Linked DNA regions of Homo sapiens: region 2 is linked to region 1. The links are chromatin contacts, found by Hi-C or POLR2A ChIA-PET in ENCODE. All regions are on one chromosome and are shown on one strand. The core of a region is the stretch at or near the end of the contact, and the rest is flanking DNA. Distances in the headings are between cores, read along the strand shown.

What was found. Hi-C counts contacts between places; a loop is a spot of excess contacts on that map. ChIA-PET counts read pairs that join two places held with the same protein, here RNA polymerase II (POLR2A). Pooled maps may share reads with other maps.
Region 2: a map of naive thymus-derived CD4-positive, alpha-beta T cell shows a loop between it and region 1 (7-fold over the local background). The contact joins the promoter of MRPS24 here to the promoter of YKT6 in region 1. A Hi-C loop is called at or near these places in 1 of 168 maps with a recorded cell type or tissue (naive thymus-derived CD4-positive, alpha-beta T cell) and 8 of 50 pooled maps. POLR2A ChIA-PET finds 5 or more read pairs at or near these places in 2 of 52 experiments (HEK293 and MCF 10A).

Annotation. Positions count from the first base shown.
Region 1 is chr7:44,198,985-44,203,688 of GRCh38, reverse strand. YKT6 (YKT6 vesicular SNARE protein) reads right to left here and starts at 2,711. Exons shown (of 7, transcript NM_006555.4): 1 at 2,450-2,711. The coding sequence starts at 2,553. RefSeq lists a silencer at 2,535-2,604.
Region 2 is chr7:43,867,978-43,872,232 of GRCh38, reverse strand. MRPS24 (mitochondrial ribosomal protein S24) reads left to right here and starts at 2,716. Exons shown (of 4, transcript NM_032014.3): 1 at 2,716-2,776; 2 at 2,857-2,925; 3 at 3,159-3,270. The coding sequence starts at 2,738. URGCP-MRPS24 (URGCP-MRPS24 readthrough) reads left to right here. Exons shown (of 7, transcript NM_001204871.2): 5 at 2,857-2,925; 6 at 3,159-3,270. The coding sequence ends at 3,247. LOC124901620 (a long non-coding RNA gene) reads right to left here and starts at 2,587. Exons shown (of 2, transcript XR_007060296.1): 1 at 1,399-2,587; 2 at 591-1,285. RefSeq lists silencers at 142-317, 2,585-2,644, 2,945-3,004 and an enhancer at 2,235-2,354.

The DNA.
Region 1 (4,704 bases), core at 1,462-3,961:
GTGTAAAGCACTTGGAACAATGCCTGCACACACAGTATTACTTGTTAATATCTTGAGGGACTGAAGTGATCAAAATAACCCCTCAGAAAAGAAGACCTCAAACAAGGAAGGCTTTGCAGTAAACCTAGAGACAGCATTTGAGACACGGCTATAAAGAGACAAAGGAAGAACTGCATTGTGACAGCATGTATACAAAGACCAAAAAAGCTGGGAAACTACTTTTTCAACTTTGGAATCGGGTAATTATAGGGCACAAAGGACGTAAGTAAAGCGGTCTTATAAGAAAACAAGCTCAGGCCGGACGTGGTGGCTCAAGCCTGTAATCCTAGCACTTTGGGAGGCCAAGGCAGGCGGATCACTTGAGCTCAGGAGTTCGAGACCAGCCTGGCTAACATGGTAAAACCCCATCTCTACTAAAAATACAAAAATTAGCCGGGTGTGGTGGTGCGCGCCTGTAATCCCAGCTACTTGGGAGGCTGAGGCAGGAGAATCACTTGAACCCAGGAGGCGGAGGTTGCAGTGAGCTGACACTGTGCCACTGCACTCCAGCCTGGGTGACAGAGCAAGACTCCATCTAAAATAAAATAAATAAATAAATAAATCAGCTGGGACATGTGTTGTTTTAAGACATATTAGTAGAGATGTCCCTTTAGTGTTGCAGCTGTTAGTCATTGGAAACTAGTGTGGGCATCCCAAGCAGGTGAGGTATAAGTCCTACAAGTGAAATCTCTGAGAATCTTAAGTACTAATGGGAAGGAAAAAGGAAAAAGAATCAGAGCCAAGTTGGCACCAAAAGTTCCATCTGAGAAAAGCAACAACACAGAGCAGTGAATGTAGGCCATGGTAAAGACTGCAAAGACCAAGAACCCCAAGAAGGAGCTAAAAGATAATGCAGCAATTCCGCTTCTGGGTAAATACCAAAAAAATGCGAGCAGGGTCTTGAAGAGATATTTGTACATCCATGTTCATAGCAGTATCATTCACAATGGCTGAAATGTGGAAGCAACCCAGGTGTCCACTGACAGATGAACAGATAAGCAAAATGTGGTGAATAATACAATGGATTATTCAGCCTTAAAAAGGAAAGAAATTCTGATATATGCAACAAGATGCATGAGCCTTGAGGACATTATGCTACATGAAATAAGCCAGACACACAAAAACTATATGATTCCATTTATCTAAGGTCGCCAGAAAAGTCAAAATCACAGAGACAAATTAGAATGGCAGTTGCCATGGGCTGGGGGAGAAGGGAATGTGTTTAATAGACACGAATTTGATAAAAAGGAGTTCTGGAGACGATTGACAGTGATGGCTGCACAACACTATCAATCTATTTCATATCAATGCACTCACTACACGCTTAAAGATAGTGAAGATAAATTTTGTGTACCATTTTACCACAATTAAAAATATTTTTTTAAAAGAACTCAAAGAAGCAGAAAGTTTCAACAAAATAACATTTTTTTTTTTTTACATCCAGCAAGTCCTTGGCAAAGAACTCTCATCAAGAACCAGCTGCACTGAAGCAGGGAAAACAGAATCCAAACGGCAGATTCCATCAGATTTTGAGACAAGATGACCATAGATACCGACCATGTAGGGTCCTCCTTCTTTCGTGCCTGAGTCACCCCAATCCCTCCCACGAATGGTCTGGAAGTGTCTGTGTTACTTCTAACACGTTCCAGCAATTAAAGCGCCCCAGAAACAAGTAAAAGCCTGTAAGCCCTACAGATCCCATGCTTCATTTGCATCTTCCGTGTGGAATCCTTTTGTACCACTAGTGTCCAACTAAAAAGCGTTAAACCTGGCTTTCAGTTCTAGCTGGTTGTGATATAACCTCTTGGTACCTCAGTGACTTCACCCATTAAAAACAAACAAAAAAAAGTATATCACTATCTCTCATACAGAATTGTTGGGAAGCCCCGCAAGAAAATCAAAATATGGCTCTCAAGATGCGGCACCCAAGCTCCCAGAGTCAGAATCACTGGGTGGGAAGTGTTGGTCTAAAATATAAATACCGAGGCCTCAATCTACTAATTCAGAACATCTTGGCATGAAGCTTGGAAATCTGCACTACTTCACAGTCTCCTTAAAATTTTTACACGACAGAAATTTGAAAAACACTGAGTAGAGAACTATATTCTAGAATGGTATAAGCTCTTAAAGAGCTAATGTTGGTTCCTCAAAGGTAGAGTCCACGGCCAGATTCCATTATAGGAGACCAAGCCCGGACAGCAGACCCCGGGCCCTCCCCACCCCGCCCCGCCTCTGACTCGGACACCAGCCTTCTCAGACCCCGGGCACTCGGCCACCCCGCCCTGCCCCTACCCTTGGCCTCCTCCACCCTCCCCTCATCCCTCCGCCGACCCCAGGCCCACTCCGACTCGGACCCCCACCCCAGTCCTCTCCGCCCGACCGCCACGGCCCACCAGCCTGTGCCGCTCACCTGGATCTCTGGAAAAAGCTGAAGGAAGACACATCGTATGCGGCTTTGAGCAGCACCACCTTGGCCTCGCCTTTGTAGAGGACGCTGAGGCTGTACAGCTTCATGGCTCCGCGCCCTCAGGCCGCCCGCCTGCCCAGCTGCGGGACCCGTTCTCAGGGAGCAGCGCGGCCGCCGCCCCTCGGGACCGCCGCCGCCTACCGGCCTCTCAGCAGCCGGCTGCTGACGGGGCCACCGCCGGCTTCCTCCTCCTGGCTCGCAATCCACTTCCGGATCCGGTCAGCCTGGTTGAGGGTTCTCATACTCCGGATGCAGAAATGTGAGCCCGGAAGTACAATGCAGCGAGGGGCGGGATGCCACGCCTCGCGTAAGCTTGGCCCCTCCCTGCTCGCCAGGTGGAGTCGGGCGCGCGGCGGGATACCGTACTGTCTTGTGCTGGGTGGTGCTGGGCCTCCCACAGCGGCCTGAACCCTTCTTTTTTTTTTTTTTCTTTTCTTTCTTTTTTTAAAGTAAGCATTTTTTTTATTATTATACTTTAAGTTTTAGGGTACATGTGCACAACGTGCAGGTTTGTTACATATGTATACATGTGCCATGTTGGTGTGCTGCACCCATTAACTCGTCATTTAGCATTAAGTATATCTCCTAATGCTATCCCTCCCCCCTCCCCCCACCCCACAACAGTCCCCGGTGTGTGATGTTCGCCTTCCTGTGTCCATGTGTTCTTATTGTTCAATTCCCACCTATGAGTGAGAACATGCGGTGTTTGGTTTTTTGTCCTTGCAATAGTTTGCTGAGAATGATGGTTTCCAGCTTCATCCATGTCCCTACAAAGGACATGAACTCATCATTTTTTATGGCTGCATAGTATTCCATGGTGTATATGTGCCACATTTTAGGAGGAGCTTGTACCATTCCTTCTGAAACTATTCCAATCAAAAGAAAAAGAGAGAATCCTCCCTAACTCATTTTATGAGGCCAGCATCATCCTGATACCAAAGGGTGGCAGAGAGAGACACAACAAAAAAAGAATTTTAGACCAATATCCTTGATGAACATTGAAGCAAAAATCCTCAGTAAAATACTGGCAAACCGAATCCAGCAACACATCAAAAAGCTTATCCACCATGATCAAGTGGGCTTCATCCCTGGGATGCAAGGCTGGTTCAACATACGAAAATCAGTAAACGTAATCCAGCATATAAACAGAACCAAAGACAAAAACCACATGATTATCTCAATAGATGCAGAAAAGGCCTTTGACAAAATTCAACAACCCTCATGCTAAAAACTCTCAATAAATTAGGTATTGATGGGACGTATCTCAAAATAATAAGAGCTATCTATGACAAACCCACAGCCAATATCATACTGAATGGACAAAAACTGGAAGCATTCCCTTTGAAAACTGGCACAAGACTGGGATGCCCTCTCTCACCACTCCTTTTCAACATAGTGTTGGAAGTTCTGGCCAGGGCAATCAGGTAGGAGAAGGAAATAAAGGGTATTCAATTAAGAAAAGAGGAAGTCAAATTGTCCCTGTTTGCAGATGACATGATTGTATATCTAGAAAACCCCATCGTCTCAGCCCAAAATCTCCTTAAGCTGATAAGCAACTTCAGCAAAGTCTCAGGATACAAAATCAATGTGCAAAAATCACAAGCAGTCTTATACACCAATAACAGACAGAGAGCCAAATCATGAGTGAACTCCCATTCACAATTGCTTCAAAGAGAATAAAATACCTAGGAATCCAACTTACAAGGGATGTGAAGGACCTCTTCAAGGAGAACTACAAACGACTGCTCAATGAAATAAAAGAGGATACAAACAAATGGAAGAACATTCCATGCTCATGGGTAGGAAGAATCAGTATCGTGAAAATGGCCATACTGCCCAAGGTAATTTATAGATTCAATGCCATCCCTATCAAGCTACCAATGACTTTCTTCACAGAATTGGAAAAAACTAAAGTTCATATGGAACCAAAAAAGAGCCCGCATTGCCAAGTCAATCCTAAGCCAAAAGAACAAAGCTGGAGGCATCACACTACCTGACTTCTAACTATACTACAAGGCTACAGTAACCAAAACAGCATGCTACTGGTACCAAAACAGAGATATAGAGCAATGGAACAGAACAGAGCCCTCAGAAATAATGCCGCATATCTACAAGCATCTGATCTTTGACAAACCTGACAAAAACAAGCAATGGGGAAAGGATTCCCTATTTAATAAATGGTGCTGGGAAAACTGGCT
Region 2 (4,255 bases), core at 1,467-3,966, 330 kb after region 1:
TGCCTGCCCTCTCCCCACAGAGGTGGTGTGGAACCCAGGGGGCTCTGTCATGCAATTGCAAATCACTGCTTTGAGAGCATAGGAGCAACTTCTGGTTCTTGGTTATTATGTACAGAACAAAGGCTCATGTCAGAGAAAAAGCAGTTTTACATCCCTGTCTCTGCATTAGGCTCCAGGAAGGGTGCAGATGGGTCTTTCACATGGGGTCATATGCTCCTGGCCTTTCCATGTCCAGGCAGTCCTTGAGGGCCACTTGGGAGCTGTCTGCAGCAAGCCACAGAAACCCAGGCCATTCCCTGATCCTAACATGGTCTGAACCCTCACCCCCAGGAAGTGATACTGAAAGAGCACATGCTTTGGAGCAAAAAGGCCTGCTACCATTTACTACTTCTGTAACCTCAGGTGAGTCTGTGAGCCTCCATCTTCTGCTCTGTGAAGCCTGGAAATACTGCCTCCTTTATGGAATTAATAGGAGAAGGAAAGTGCATCAAAACAACAACAAATGGAAGTTACAGAAAAATAAAACATCCCCAGTCAGATTTTTCTGCTGATTATTTAAAACAATATAACATTCATACTGATGTATAAAAGTCATTTTAAGTAATTTTAATCATGTAAAGACCGACACGTCCCCTTTCCCCCAATCACAGTATAAACAAAGCTAATAAAGGATAGATAACAAGATATTTGAACCCCAGAAATGTCTGCCACTGAAATGGCCATTGTGATGCTTGGAAAGATCTAGATCGGTTTGGAATTCCAGAGAGAGATCTCAGGCATAAGGGAGAATGGCTTGAATAGAGGAAAGCATAAATTTGATCATTTGATTGCCTACTGCTTTATGGGCTAAACTTGATTCCCAACCACAGCCTTCGTGGTGTGGCCCCTGCCCACCTTGGGCCCCAATAGGTGTTGTGCCATTGCCACCTCTGCCTCTGATCAGCCCAAGGATCTTGTTTCCCTTTCTCCTTCCCCTTTCCTCTGATTAGGGTGGTGTTGCTATGAGTTCTCACAGAACCCTCAATAGCTGGCTCATCTCCCTAACGGGATATGTGGCTATCAGGGACTCGTTAAAAACAACAACAAAACCCACAACTGCTCTCTCCCTCTGCCAGGCACATCATACTGTACTTCTCACAACCACCATTATTGTCCCCAGTTTACAGATGAGAGAAACCGAGGCTCAGAAGGTTCAGTCACTTGTCCAAATTACACAGCCAGGAAGCATTGGGTCCACGATTTGGACTCAGGCAATTCAGATGCCACATCCCATGTTCCTCACCACCTTGGAGCAAATTAATGAAACTTAACAATTATAAAATTATTGAACATTATGAAAACTTTAAAAAATAATTGTCAGTTGAAAAGGATTTCTTAGGAAATGTTGAAAGTTCTTACATTTGCAAAGTATGCATTGGAGGGCACCTCATCCCTGTTCTGTCCCTTTATTCAATATGCATAACAGTTGGGGGCCGCAGTTCCTAAAAAGTAAGAATAAAACATTTCTGGTGAAGTGGACATGGAAGACCTTGTCCTTTTATTACGGGTTTTTTGAGAACCCACCTTCATGTAATCAGAGGAATCTTGGTCATGGGAAATGGGCTGGACTGAAGTCAAGAGACTTGTGTCTTGGTCCCTCTTTCCCTCTTCTCAGTGTGGTCATGGGCAACTCATTTCCACCGTTCTTCCATTTCCCCTTCCCATGGATCATAATCCAGTCCTCCCCCTGACAGGAAACCGCAGCAGTATGCAAGTACTGTACCATTAAGGGGAATGATGTAGACCCAGAACGGCCAAAACATTGGCAATTTCACATCACTCAACCAAACACAACCCATCATTGATTAAATATTCTCTTGATCCTAATAGCTCTATAAGGTAGTACTATTATTAAGGCCCATTTTATAGATAATAGAACTGAGTCTTAACTGTACAAAGATTGTTATACATGGGTCTGACTCCAGAGCCCGTGTTTTTTCCATGACCGTGGTGACTTCTAAAATAAAATATCCCGCGTTGCTATTTTTCCGTTTGACATTAATAATTACTGGATACCAATAATAGTGGCGACGCACTGGTTTCAGCATTACAGGCCCTGCGATATTCTCACGAATCTCCTTGCCCTCCGGCCCCTTCCCCGTACTTAAAATTTTCCTTCCTCAGGGGCCAGTCACCACTGTGGTCACATGTGGCAAACCCATTCTTGCATAACTGCGTAAGTCATCCTTGAAGAATTGGGTGACGTTTTAACCAAAATATGTTTCTTCTTTATTTGTGGATAAAAGTCTGGAGGGTTTTTCTGTTTTGTTTTTCTACGAATATTATTTGGAGGCATAACTAGGACCTGGGGAAACGCTTGGCTCCTCTTCGAGCCCCGAGGGTGCAGGTTGGGCAGGGCGGGCTCCGGTGGGCCGCACACCCATCACCCGTACTAGCGTGAGGTTGTCGAAGAGAAAATCTCACGTTTCGCATCCTCAAATTTCCGGATCTGAAACCCTATGCAAGCAGCAACCGCGGGAGAGCGAACAGCGGCGGGATGAGCATTCACAAGGCTGAGCATTCACAGGGCTGCGGGGAAGGCGGGAGTAACAGCTAGCAGCATACCGCGGCCCCGCCCCGCAGAGGCCCTGCCCCGCCCCCGCCAGAGTACAGAGTACGAGCTCCGACTTGGTCTCGTCCGCGGTCGTCCCCACCCCTCAGCGCGCTGTGGTACGTCCCGCGCTCCGCTTGGCCCAAGATGGCGGCCTCCGTGTGCAGCGGGTTGCTGGGGCCACGGGTGAGTGGGGCGACTCGGCAGGTCCCTGCGAGTCGGAGGTGGGGTCCCTAGTTTCCGCCTCACGCGCCCTCCCTCCACAGGTGCTGTCCTGGAGCCGAGAGCTGCCTTGCGCTTGGCGCGCCCTGCACACCTCCCCGGTCTGCGCCAAGGTGAGCACCGCCGGGGCAGGGGCCTGGGGGCCTGGGGGCCGGGGGGCCGGGGGCCGGGGAAGCCGTGCGGGCTGAAGGGGGCGTGTCGCTGGGGTCCGAGGCGGGGCTAGGGTCGGGGCTTAGGGATCAGGGGATTGGGGCCGGGGAACAGTGCCAGCTGACTGGGGGGACATGGCGCGAAGTAGGGGTCTGGATCGGGGATCTCGTGGAGTCACGGCCCCTTTTGCTCCTAGAACCGGGCGGCCCGAGTACGCGTAAGCAAGGGGGACAAGCCGGTGACCTACGAGGAGGCACACGCGCCGCACTACATCGCCCACCGTAAAGGCTGGCTGTCGCTGCACACAGGTGAGCGGACCCCAGGCCTCCAAAAGGAGCACTCAATCCGACTGTCATGTAAACAAAATGAACACGTGTCACAGGTTTTCTTTAACTCAGGAAATAATGCTAGGGTCAGAAATCTATGAAACCAACTCAAGGGAGACATAAAAAAGCAGAGATATATATAGATCAGGATGTTGAAACAAATTTGAAGATGGATGCAAAACTGACTTTTTCCATGGCAGGCAGGGACTCAATTGATCCTCCACTGAACAGAAATTATTTGCATGTCTACAGACAAGAATTATTTTGCATTCCTGTCAGTTATCTGTAATTTACAGAGCTGTAAAATAGCTCAGAGTCAAGGAAAGGAGTGAAACCGTTGCAGAATCTGATAACCCTGAACAGTGTGCTCTAAGGAATGCAGTTTTCCACTAAAGCACAAATTTTTCTCTGTAAATATATACAGACAACCCTCGTTATTCATGAATTCCATATTTTCAGATTCTTCTACTGACTAAAATTTATTTGTAAGCCCCAAATCAACACTCTGGGCACTCTCAAGGTCACTCTGAGATGTGGGTGGAGCTGCCACCCCAGGTGCATGTCCCGAGCTGAGGTCGACAAGGCTCTGCCTAGTTTCAGCTCTCGTACTGTAAAAGGTGTCCTTTTTATGGTCTAGAATCTTTTTTTTTTAATTTGCATTTTCGTGCTTTTTGTTAGTGATTTTGCTGTTTAAAATGGCCTTGCAATGCTGAAGTGCTATCTAGTGTTCCTAAGCGGGAGAAGGCTGTGACGTGCCTTAGGGAGAACATACATGTATTAGAGAATCTTTCTTCAGTCATGAGTTGCTCTTGGCCCTGAATTCAATGTTAGTGAATCTACCATATATATTAAACAAGGTGTCTTTAAACAGAAACACAAAGGAAACTAGGTTATGTATTGATTTGTTAACAAAAATACGGTGCCCAGAGGCTGAAAGGAATCTAACCCTGTATTTCACCTAGGAGCA